Regions from separate parts of the Homo sapiens genome. Here region 2 is linked to region 1. A link is an interaction called in ENCODE POLR2A ChIA-PET data of the cell type or tissue named here. Cell type or tissue: endothelial cell of umbilical vein. All regions are shown on one strand. Links, peaks and the distances in the headings refer to the core of each region. The heading gives the core; the rest is flanking DNA.

Evidence for each region. ChIA-PET counts read pairs that join two places held together with the same protein. Peaks named below come from ENCODE experiments on the same cell type or tissue, not always from the same donor. Only the 100,000 strongest peaks of a DNase experiment are listed, where the experiment ranks them.
Region 2: POLR2A ChIA-PET joins it to region 1 with 6 read pairs; 3 of 35 experiments call an interaction of 5 or more read pairs at or near these places.

Annotation. Positions count from the first base shown.
Region 1 is chr7:106,539,938-106,546,547 of GRCh38, reverse strand. No RefSeq gene overlaps it. Among named protein-coding and RNA genes, the nearest start is that of CTB-30L5.1, 56 kb to the left of the region's middle. In endothelial cell of umbilical vein, for the core only: a CTCF peak has its summit at 3,891 (motif pointing left); a DNase peak (open chromatin) is centred at 3,847; H3K27ac peaks cover 1,708 bases.
Region 2 is chr7:106,169,122-106,175,731 of GRCh38, reverse strand. No RefSeq gene overlaps it. Among named protein-coding and RNA genes, the nearest start is that of SYPL1, 60 kb to the right of the region's middle. In endothelial cell of umbilical vein, for the core only: no CTCF peak of the experiment used is centred there; no DNase peak of the experiment used is centred there.

The DNA of each region.
Region 1 (6,610 bases), core at 2,362-4,861:
CAAATACTCAATCTTTTTATTCAGCAAATGTTTATTGAGATCCTACTGTGTGCCAAGCAGTGTAATAGTTGCTGCAACTACAGCAGTACCTGATACAGACAAGGTCCTTGTCCTCGCACAGTTTATAATCAAATGGAAGAGTCAGGCAATTAACAAACCAATAAATAACGAAGCTAATAAAATGTGATAAGTGTTTTAAAGGAAATATACTAAGTGAGGCAAAGTCAAACTATAGCTGGAGGAGATACTATCTTTGGAAGGATGGTGATAAAAGGTGGCTGGTAGACATTTAAAGTTAAACTTTAATTTTATATTAACATGTACATCTGTTGTTCCCATCCTCATCAAGTGAGGCATTATGATAGGAATTCTATTCACAAAGAAATCTTGGCCTAATTCTCTTTAAAAATAAGGTGTCCTTACTGTGTTATAAGATTCTCTAAAAAGCACTGTCTTCAGTACCAATGAGGATAGCCCACTAGGTATGTAGTACCAGTTAGTTAGAGAGCTCTGTGTTTCAATAAGTGATTCAGTTCTTTTCAACTACCATTTTCAAGCCAGTTGATATAATGTCTAGGTTCTGGTGAAATGACTATGGCTTTTCTTGTAGATTCCTAAATACATGTAAATCCAAAATACAGAAGATAACATCCCATTCTAGGGGTATGACTAGACACTGAGCATCTACTATATACCGGATGCTGTACATAGTGGAAAAAAAAGACAAACATTGACTTTATGTGATTACCATATCTGTTACATCAAGTATTGCTATCTTGTAGAACATCACCTATCTTGTAGAAAGGATACCTATCTTAAAAACCTTGACAAACGCCCTAGAAAGGAAAATGTCTCAAGAAACTTTTCTTTAATTATTGCTACATCCAATCTCACATTCAAAATCTCAGAGGTCATTATTTATACCTCTGTTTCCTTCGCTTTTCACATGTAATACATCAGCAAGTTCTGCTGACTTCACCTTTAAATCTATGTGAAACTGTGTCACTGTCAGATCACCACTGCTACCATCCTCGTTTTCATGGCCACTATCTCTCACACAGACTGCTGTCATGATGCTGGTCTTCCTGTTTCAGTGGTGGATGGTAAACATTCCCCTTGCTGTCTAAGAGGAAAAGCCCTACTTTGTAGTCTTCACCAGTTTCTGTGGTGTAAACACTTCCACCACGGCCATTTCAAACTACCAACATGATGTCAATGAACAGAGAGTTGGGAAGAGAGGCACAGATAAAAAGATGTAAGTAACCTCCAGTGCATCAATAATGGTGAATGTAGTAAAATAATTAGAAAGTGATTTTTAAAAATTATTTACAATTGATACAGGAGCTAGAAATTGTTTAGGCAGACAGTAAGGGTAAGAAAGTCCTCCATAAGGTTTTCTTTTCGGTGAAAAGCAGCCCCCAAATCATTTCTTTTCTAACAAAGAGCAGCCTGTAAAATCAAGCTGCAAACAGAGATAATAAGCAAGCTGGAAGCTTGCACAGGTGAATGCTGGCAGCTGTGCCAATAGGAAAAGGCTACCTAGGGGCTAGACATGTTCAACATGGCGGCTCCATCTTCCCTTTTCTTTGTCAACCTCGTGTGCAGTAAGGAGCAGACAACATGGCATCAGCCAGGTAGAAAACCCATTTGCATAATAAAAGGTTAGGGTGGGATGGCCAGCTTCTTCCCACGCTATATAAATGTCACACCTGGTACAACCAATCTTTGGGCCTTATGTAAATCAGACACCACCTCTCAAGCCAGTCTATGAAACCCTGTGCATTTTACCACAGAAGTGGAAGACCCACTTGGGCGCTGCTCTCTCTCTCTCTCTGCAAGAGAGAGAGCTATCCTCTTTTCTCTTTCTTTCACCGATTAAACCTTTGCTCTTAAGCTCACTCCTTGTGCGTCCGCTTCCTCTATTTCCCTGGTATGAGATGACGAACCTCAGGAATCACCCCAGACAAATGATGCCATTTCACAATCTTTTTTAATATCACTTATTTGTGAGTTTATATAATTTAATTTTCAATAATTGTTGTGTTTAACAATTGGTTCACAAATTCCTGAAAATTTAATAGCTCTTGTGCCTCCAGCACACCACTGCTTCCTCTCTTAAGCCCCTACAGTCCAGGGGCCAATTCCCTACACTGCAGTCCGATTCCCTACAGCCAGACCCTGTGACCAGAGTGATCTTTAAAAAACCCATATCTGATAGGCCAGGCACGGTGGCTCACGCCTGTAATCCCAGCACTTTGGGAGGCCGAGGCGGGCGGATCACGAGGTCAGGAGATCAAGACCATTCTGGCTAACACGGTGAAACCCCGTCTCTACTAAAAATACAAAAAATTAGCCGGGCGTAGTGGTGGGCGCCTGTAGTCCCAGCTACTCGGGAGGCTGAGGCAGGAGAATGGCGTGAACCCGGGAGGCGGAGGTTGCAGTGAGCCGGGATAGCGCCACTGTACTCCGGCCTGGGCGAAAGAGCGAGACTCCGTCTCAAAAAAAAAAAAAAAAAAAAAAAAAAAAAAAAAAAAAAGTACATCTGATAACATTAGACTAAAATCTAAACTCCTCACCATGACCTTCAAGACCCTTCAAAGTCAAGCTCTGCTTACCTCTCAAATCTCACTTTTTTTTTTGAATTTTTACAGCCCCAATTTTATTTTACAAACCAATGGCAGCTACTAGAAGATTCTTTAGGAAACCTTAGCTAAGCCACATAATCAGGCCTATACAAGTACAGAAAAAGCTAAACATCAAATCTCACTTTTTGAACATTCTCTCTTCTCACTCGGTCCTCTCCAGCCACATTGGCCATTCTGCTGTGTTCTCAGACACACCAAGTCATTTATTCCTTAGAAACTTTGCACTTGTTATTCTCTCTGCCTGGGATGCTTTTCCTTCAGAGATTCCCAAGGCTTGCTCACATCTCTAAAACAAGTCTTTTCCCCGACTACTCTTTAAGGGAGAGTCCACCTTTTCCACCCTCAGCATACTCTAGTCCATCTCCTTGCTTGATTTTCTTCACTGAACTTTCACTATCTGGAATTTATTATCTGTTTGTTTCTTTATTTGTTGTTGTCCCACTAGATTGTGAGTGTGAGGAGGGCAGGGGCTTTGTCTATCTGGTTCATTGCTGTATCCCTGGGGCCTAGAACAGCACCTGGTCCTTGAAGAGCATTAGAGCCTTCACATTCCACGGCCCCTGGGGTATTCACTATGGATAGTGTTCCTCTGTGGAACATCATTCATGCAGGATAAATCAATGGTAAACAAATCTTCAGTGAATGTGTGCTGTCTGCTCAGCAATGTGCTATAACTGCTTGACTTGTGTTTTGAGCTCTAACATTTCAAAAAGTCTGCCAGAGCCTTGCATATCTCCCAGATTGGAAAGAATGAGAATTCCTTATGATCAGAAATCACAAGACTGAGAATACTAGTTTGTTTTTTTAGAAGAGTCTTACTTGCAGGAATAGTTTCAAAATAGTTGCCTCATAAACTTCTGAGCCCTGGAAGTCCTGACTATTTCTGCCTGGCTCTTGAAATTTGTTCTGGCACTGTCTGAAGCTCTTCTTCACTCCAGCTTTGGGCTTCTGGATGAAAGCTCCTGGTTTTTTTTTTTTTTTTTTTTTTTTTTTCCACTCACCACTGTGAACTACACACCCAAATCCCCAACCCCAGCATTTTTCTTTATTCTGTCTTTGGCAGTTGTTTTTGTATTCTGGTTTTAGTTTGATGTTTTCAGACTGTTTCCTGTTCTAGCCATGGGCTATCTCTGGCTGGCTTCAGTGTGTCTTGTAGAATTTGTGCCCCACCTCCCTCTAGCTGCTTGTTTTTTCCACATTCTCTGTCTCTGAGTAGGGATTTTCTTACGCCCTGTTCACATCTGCCCCCTCCTGGCAGGTATGATATTTAGTGGAGTGAACTTGACTCTAGTTCTTGATCAGTTTTGTGCTTAATTTAGTATTGACTCTAGGTCTTGATCAACGCATCCTTCTACATGTAATGGGCAACGTTTATTCAGTTCCTAGCTTTGACCAGCTAGATGAAGAATGTGGACAAAACACAGGAGAGTAGATAAGTCAGTGCTCATTACAGGGGGTGTGTGCCCCACAAGAGCTGCATAAGGTGGTCCATTGGGAAACTGGAAAGAAATGTTAGAAACTCTCTTTCTAATTTTATTTTTTAATTTCCATATTTGTGTATGATCAAAGCAACTTTATGGACAAAGATGTATGATCAATAGAGTTTGGAGACCACTGTTCTGGATAATAATTCTACTTATACTTTATAACCAATAATGACTCAGTCATTTACACACAGTGTGTACATTATGTAAAATAAATCATATTCACCCCCACATTGAATCATTTTTATTGCTGGTGTCTGGGCAGTCATGAAATTCTTCATGCCCCTCTTACATTATAAAGTTCTTACTAGGTACAGTTTAATAAACCTATGGCTAGGGGTGAGCAGTGAGGGAATACTATATCATACTGACTGTTTGATCTTTCCAGAAATACTATTCCTTGTGAAAGATTCATCCTATTTTAAATGTGAGCCTCTGCAAATCTTAAAATAGTTGAAATGCTTCCAAGTGAAATAATATGTCATATCACTGAATCAGTTAAAATATGCTTCGACTCAAAATATCTTTGATATTGTGTGTTTTAAACTTTATTGAAAATCACTTAACATTTATTAAGAACTTTTTGTTTTTCTTTTGTACTGGGTGGATAGTTGTCAACTTGGCATTATCCCTGCCTCTTGCCATGGAGCTTTTGGGTTTGATTCTGCTACTGAGAGGAATTTGCATGACATTTGGAAAGAGATAATAGAAGTCATCATTTATGGTTATGGACAAAAGTAGGGACAGTGGCAGACTCGAGGCAGCTTCTCTGTGAACTACTGCTTGGGTGCTGTAAGCAGCTGAGACCAGCAGTAGTGGTTTCCCTGATAATCCTGTTTCATAAATGAAACAACATTTTACTTTTATTTTTTATAAAATCCAGATTCTGCACAACTGACTTAACCTTTTAAACATATTAATTTGACCCCCAAATTAATCTATAATTTCATAGCAAATCCAACCAAAATTCAGGTAAAATTTTTCTTTTTCTGCGGGATTAGGGTGGGGAGAGGGTAGGGAACCTGATAAACTATTTCCAAAATATATAAAGTAGAATAAGGGTTCACATTAGGAAAAGCAACTATACCACATAAAAACATAAAATGGAAGATTCACACCACTAGATACTAAAATGTTTTACAAAGTCATAGACAAAAAAAATAATGTGGTACTTGCAGGTAGACAAAGCAGTGAAATAGAGAACTATATATGCACAGCAGATCCTCAGATAACATAATTTCATTCAACATCATTTAATTATAATGTTGATATGAAAAAAAATGGATTCCCAGCCAGGGAAACTCCACTGTGTGGAGTCTGCACGTTCTCCCAATGTCTGTGTGGGTTTTCTCCGGGTATTCCAGTTTCCTCCCACGTCCCAAAGATGTACATGTTATGTGAGTTGGTGTGTCTACACGATCCCAGTGTGAGTGAGTGTGGGATGGTGTCCTCTCCAGGGTGTGTTCCCGCTTCATGCTTTGAGCTGCTGGAATATGCCAGTTGCAATATAATAAATGAATGAATACAAATTATTGTCAAATAAAAATTCATAAAGTAGACAATAATCATACAAACGCATGACAGTAACTGATGTGGTAGGAAAGCGTTCAGTGGCTGGGTGTGGTGGCTCACGCCTGTAATCCCAGTACTTTGGGAAGCCAAGGCCAGCGGATCACCGGAGGTCAGGAGTTCGAGACCAGCCTGGCCAACATGGCAAAACCCTGTCTCTACTAAAAACACAAAAATTAGGCAGACATGGTGGCACGCACCTGTAATCCCAGTTACTCAGGAGGCTGAGGCAGGAGAATTGCTTGAACCTGGGAGGTGAAGGTTGCAGTGAGCTGGCCGAGATCGTATTACTACACTCCATCCTGGGGGATAGAGCGTAGAGCGAGACTCTGTCTCCAAAGAAAAGAAAAGAAAAAAGAAAAGAAAAGAAAAGAAGAAAGGAAAGGAAGGAAGAAAGAAAGGAGGAAGGAAGGAAGGAAAGAGAAGGAGCTCAGTGAGCCACTGGATTTGATTGCTTTGTTTTGTTTTTTTAAGATAGAGTCTCACTCTGTCACCCATTGCATTGCTGGAGTGCAATGGCGTGATCTCAGCTCACTGCAACCTCCACCTCCCAGGTTCAAGAAATTCTCCTGCCTCAGCCTCCCAAGTAGCTGGGATTACAGGCACCTGACACCACACACGGCTAATTTTTTGTATTTTTGGTAGATACGGGGTTTTGCCATGTTGGCCAGGCTGGTCTTGAACTCCTGACCCTGAGGTCACCTGAGTGATCCATCTGCCTTGGCCTCTTAAGTGCTGGGATTATAGGCATGAGCCACCATGCCTGGCCTTGGAGTTGATTGTTTTTGAACTGCATGGGGGCAGGAGGTGCTTCTGACCATTTTTTCTTTGCAAACATTTATTCCTTAACTCACTACCACAACCATTGTCACTCACTAGAAATTGGATAAATAATTATCTTGTTTTTATTAA
Region 2 (6,610 bases), core at 1,461-3,960, 370 kb after region 1:
GCTATCTGACGTCATCTAACAAAATTTACCACTCAATCAATCCACCTGCTCCATTCTGGGGACTTGATGCTCTCAAGATAAAAGCACCAGGACACATCAATATTTGCACAAGAATGCTAATTGCAGCATTGTTCCCAGTAGCAAAAACACCAGTACAAAGAAAAAGGCCATTAATAGGGTACTGTTGAATAAACACTGATAGATCTAGCCCATTCAATATGGCTTTATACAGCAATTAAATGGAATGAATAGAGCCATATTGGAGTTGAAATTTAAGGAATGAGGTACTGTGTGGAAAACAATCATTAAAAATATAGGGTAAAAGTGTTCATAATATTGCTCCATTTTTGTAAAACAACATAATGATAGAAATTTCTGTTGTGTATATGTGTACGTGTGTGTGCAGGGCTGGCATTCAGCCAGTGTACACTGATAAAACCATATTGGACATTTTAGCAAGCGTTCACTGTGTTTGGTTGGTGCTGTGCATACTGCAGCCAGTACGTATTTGCTACATATTTTGAATGTCATTCCTGCAATATATGCATTCATATTATTGTATATAAGTATATAATAAATATGGAGAAAATATAGATGGCTGCATTGTAGGCTGTTAACATGGATTACTTGGAAAGGAAAGGAGACTTCTTTAGGTAGGATAAGGGAAAATAAAAGAGGGGATAACCGATCTAATAAGGAAAAGACAAAGACAGCAGGAAAACCTGTGTAACACAATCATAAATATGCTATGCACTTCTGTAAAAATATATATATGTTTCCAAGTATATAGCATTTTGAAAATATAAATGTGAGAAGCTTGTATTAGTCAGCAATTGTTGCAATCATGCCATGTAACAACCCAAACCCAAAAATCTCGGCAAGTACAATAAAAGCATGTATTTCTCACTCACGGATCAGTGGGTTGGCTGGTGTGACTGCTTTAGGCTGTGGGTCAGGCTCCCTGTGTCTCTCATTCTGAACCAGAACCACCTGGGGCATGCTCTTCTCATGGAAAATGGCAGTGGCACAGGAGGGAAGCTAAGCCATACAAGCACACGTAAAGCCTCTGCTCATGCCTCATTCACTTGCACTCTGATGTCTGAAGGAAGTCACATGGCCAACCCAACATCAGTGGGATAATATGTTCTTCCCATAAAGGGGTGGCGGGGGTATGGGAGAGGGAGAGCAAATGCTTGCTAAATGAAAATACAGTCTCCCCCAGAATCCTGTGGAAAGCTGGGCAAGAGAGGATGATTGTACCATGGAGAGAGCTCTCTTGGGGAAAAAAAAAAAAGAGAGAGAGACAAGTGAAGACAATGCCAAGGGCATGTTGTACAAATGGCCTAGTCAGTTGAAGAACACAGATAGCCCTGTCCTGACACATCGTCACAACAGATGAGATACCTGTTGGGGAAAGGGTGTAAATTGGTGCAACATTTTTGGAAAGCTGTTTAATAATATCGCTTAAAATATAAAATGCACAAACTTTAAAAACAATCTACAATTTCCTCCTGGAATGGAACCTTATCTGTGGATATACTAGCCAAATGATATCAAGTAAGGCAATGTTTATAGTAGGAAACAAAAACTAGGAAAAAAACTAAATATCAGAAGAATATGGTTAAATAAATCATACTATATCCATAAAATGTAACATTCTGCAGTTGTTAAAAACAAAATACTAGCACTCTATATGTGCACATATCTAGAAATATCAAGATATATTAAGTTTAAAATGAAAATTCAAAAAAATGAGCAAAGAATATAAACAGGCAAGTCATCAAAGAAAACTCAAATTGTCAATGAATATAAAACATGCTCTTCTTCACTAGTGAGTAGGAATTTCTAATTACAAAAACAGTAAGATAGCATTCCACCCTCAGAAAAATTCATTTAAAAAATCTGATCATACCAAGTACTGGCAAAAATGTGGAAAAGCAGAAACTCTTCCGTGGTAGCAATAGCATCATTCGCAAGTAGTAAAGGAAACTGCGTCTTGAAACTTCTGCTCAACAAAGGGACAGCTAATGATATAGAAGGACCTTTTGTTTTCTTTTTTCTTTTGGAGACAGAGTTTCCCTCTGTCGCCCGGGCTGGAGTGCAATGGAGTGATCTCAGCTCACTGCAACCTCCACCTCCTGAGTTCAACTGATTCTCCTGCCTCAGCCTCCCAAGTAGCTGGGATTACAGGCATGCACCACCATGCCCAGCTAATTCTTGTATTTTTAGTAGAGATGGGGTTTCACTATGTTGGCCAGACTGGTCCTGAACTCCTGACCTCAAACGATCTGCCCTCCTTGGCCTCCCAAAATGCAAGTATTACAGATGTGAGCCACTGCTTCCAGCCTGTTTTCTTTTTATGATAATTATAATAATGTAGATATAGGCTGTGAATTTTAAAAAAGCATTTAGAAAAGGCTTTCATGGCATCCAGGTGGGGAATATAGAGCTATGTGGGTTGAAGATTAGAACGATTAGGAGCATCCATAGCTGGCTAAAAAAAGGAAGTACAGATTGATTATCCAGCAAGTGTGAGCCAAAAGGGGTCTCTACTGGTGTGCCAAGGGTCTCTAGACTAGACTCTTGCAATGTCTCAACTGACAAGATGGATGGCCTGGTCATCAAATGGTCAAATTATTCATCCAGCATAGTGCACATCCAACCAATCTACTGGGCAAAGGCAAAAAAAATTCAAAAAGACCGGGCAGATAAAATGAATATGTCCACAAACAACAAAACGAGTGTCAAAGGCATCAATGTGAAGCCAAGTGTTTGAGTACAAATATTCACTGGGACAAGTGCAGAGTCAGAGATATGAGGTTTGTCAACAGTCCATGTAAAAAAGAACTGGGAGGGTTTTTCACTCATTAAAAGATCAATTTAAGTCAACAATATATGTGTCTACCAAAAGTAAAAATAAAAATCTATACAGACTAAGCTATGTCATTAGAAGAGTTCAGAAGTTGTTGAAGTAATTACATCATTACATGAGGTGTCTGTTCAGATTTGGTTTCTGCCTTTTTTTTTTTTTGGAGACGGTCACCATGCTGGAGTGCAGTGGCGCGATCTTGGCTCACTGCAACCTCTGCCTCCCGGATTCAAGCAATTCTCCTGCCTCAGCCTCCTGAGTAGCTGGGACTACAGCGCGTGACACCACACCCAGCTAATTTTCGTATTTTTAGTAGAGACAGGGTTTCACCATGTTGGCCAGGCTGGTCTTGATCTCTTGCCCTTGTGATCTGCCTGCCTCGGCCTCCCAAAGTGCTGGGATTACAGGCGTGAGCCACTGTGCCCAGCCGGTTTCTGCATTTTAAGAGGGACATTAAAACATTATTTCTATGGACAATGTATAAAACATTTAGTTTGCTCCAGGAATAAGTAAATATAAACAACAGCATAAGTTTTGTGTCATTTAATAGTTACAACAGCTCTATGAGGCAGGCACTAAAATCCTCGTTTTACATAAAAAGGGACTACAGCTCAGAAAGGCCAAGGCAACACTCTAACCAGGACTCAAACCCAGGTCCCTAAATCTATAGCCCTGGCCTTTACATGTGATGTTCCTCCACTCCCAGCTAGAAGTGGGAAGGCAAAACTCAGGATGAATGCTGCAGCCGTGATCCCCATTGGGAACAGAGCTCAGCAGCAGCCATTCAACGCTTGGTACATGTTTATATAACTATATGGTATAATTTCAGCAGTTGAGCCAATCACTGGGCCCAGGAGGCTTATAGAAACTAATCAATGCTTGGTCATAAAGATAGAAAATAAAAATTAAAACTGAACACTTTAGTAGTCACTAGTAACTATTAACAGTCAATAAATAAATTGACGATAGCACTCTTTAGCGGCAGAGGCACCTACCACTGCCTCATCTGTCTGTACCTTCTCTGTCCCATCACCTTGATTTTTGTCGAGCTTCACCAATGGGGGGAAAAAAAAAAAGGAGAAGAAACTCCAGTGTCACTTTTGGCCTAGGCTAGAACTCAGGGAGGCTGAAAGCAGGGAGGCCACAAAGACTGACATGGAACTTTCCTGTTACAATCTTTCACATTTCCAAACTGACAGAGGGAACAGCACAAAGAAAAATCAATGCTAAGGGCTCCAGCAGAAAGCAACCCAAGTCAGTTTCATGAGACTCGATCCCAGGAATTTTTCCTTATCTACTGCAAAGGAGAAAGCCACTATTGGAGGGAGCTAGGCCATGAGTCTGGAGTTCCCGGCCACTGTTTTGCCATCTCTGCCTGGTCATGAAGGCCACATAGAGGAAAGCTCTGGGGAAGATGGAGAGAAGACGACGTGTAGATGGCATCGGTACTGGTTACCGAGCGTGACTGATGAATTACCCCCAAAAAGAAGCCACTTAAAGCAACACGTTTACTATCTCACCTGTGCTGTGGGTCAGAAATGCAGGAGTAGCTTAGCTGGGCGGTTCTGATTCAAGGTCTCCCCGGAGGCGGCGGTCATCTCAGGGCTCCCTGTGGGAAGAACTGCACTCACCTGGCAGCAGGTTTCAGAGCACACCTGAGTCTGAGCTCACTCACGTGGGTGTTAGCAGGCCTCGGGTTCTTGCTGAGAGCTGGAGACCTCAGTTTCTTGCCACCGGGGCCTCTCCATAGGACTACTCCCAACATGACAATTTGATTCCTGCAAGTGGAGGGCTCTATGAGAAGAGCAAGCAATGGCACGCAAGGCCCAGGTCACAGTCCCTCTGCAAGCTAATCTCAGAAACGACATCCCATCATTTTTATTGTATTCTATTTGTTAGAAGCAGATCTTAGGTCCAACTACACTCAAGGGGAGGGGATTACACAGGGCGTGAGTACCAGGAGGCCAGGATCATTGAGAGCCATTTGAGAGACTGCCTAACACAGTATCATTTGAGCCCCTGGAGGCAGCCATGCCTGAAGCCTGATTCCTCCTAGTCTTCTCAGTTATGAGAGGTGATATATTCTCTCTTTGTAAGAATCAGTTCAAGTTGGGTTTCTGTCATGTCATGTGTAGCCCAAAGACCTCTTCACTAAAACGTTAATACGCATCCTGAAGGTCCACACCAATAAAACCAGAGTGGCAAGAGAGTTCATCAGACAAGCTTTCCCTGGAGTGGATGCAATTCTTTTTTAGGTTTTATTGTTTTGTTTTGTTGTTTTGGCAGCTCTATGCCCAGTGCCTACCAAGCAGAATTCTTAACTGTTCTGTACAATCCTTGATGGTATTTTTGGACTTATTCTGCCTGGTTATAAAAATCTAGCATTCTCAGATTCTTCTCAGCTAATTTAGCATGCCTGTGTGCAGTGTGAGAGCATGCCAAACTCAAAATTTTCCTGCCAAAAATGACAGTAACTAGAATTAGACCATCAGGAGTGCAATTAGTTTAGACATGCTATTAACACCCCAACCATGAACACAGAAGGAAAAGCTGGAAAAAATGGAAAGTTAAAAGAAAAATAAGTTAGCTCAGTTAATGGCAAACAATAAAATAAATTTCTACCCTGAATTCGATGTTGTTGTGGTTTTGGTTGTTTGTAAATGATGCAAAATTTTAACAATCACTTGCATAAATTTAGCAGAAAAACAACCTACCATGTGTCTCTGGCTAATAAACTATACTGTGGAGAATACTGAGATTTGAGAATTTTCCCTTCTACACCCAGCCTTAAAATGTATTCTCTTTAGCACCCAATCACGGTGGATGGTATCACTTATCTCTCAGACACTCAACCATGACATAAAAGCTGTATGAGTTGGTTTGCTTTATGAAAGATATCATCTGTGTGTGTATTGCCTAAATATGTGTGTGTGTGTGTGTGTGTGTGTGTGTGTGTGTATCTAGATATATTTTTAAACACCGGCTCTTACTACATTGCCCAGGCTAGAGTGCAGTGGCTATTCATGGGTGCAATCACAGCACATTGCAGCCACAAACTCCTGGGCTCAAACGATTCTCCTACCTCAGCCTCCTACCTCAGCTGAGGGCACCACTACACTCACCTCATAAAATACATTATTTAAAAAAAAAAATTCAGCCACTCTTTTGAGACAAGGTCTCATTCTGTTGCCCAGGCTCGAGTGCAGTGGCACGATCTCGGCTTGCTGTAGCCTCGACCTCCTAGGCTCAAGCCATTCTCCCACCTCAGTCTCCTGAGTAGCTGGGACCACAGGTGTGCCCCACCATATCCAGCTAATTTTTTTTCTTTTTTGTAGAAACAGGGTCTATGCTGCCCAGGCTGATCTTGCACTCCTGGGCTTAAGTGATCCTCCCACCTTGGCCTCCCAAAGTGTTGAGATTACAGGTATCAGCCACCACGCCTGGCCAGTAATTATATTTTTAATAGGAGATGCTCACATGCACAACAGGGTTCCACTCTCCTCTACCATCAGGGGTTGTCAAACTTGAGTATGCTTCCAAATCATCTGGGGGCTTGTTGAAACAGATGGCTGGACCCCATCCCTGAGTTTCTGATTCAATTGGTCTGGGGTGAGGACCTAGAATCTGCATTTTGAACCAGTTTCCAGCTGATGCTCCTGCCGGTTGAGGACCAGTGCTCCAAAAGCTGAAGGGAACTTGTTCTTCTCACAGCCACTCTTAGGCCCCTGGCTCACTCATGGG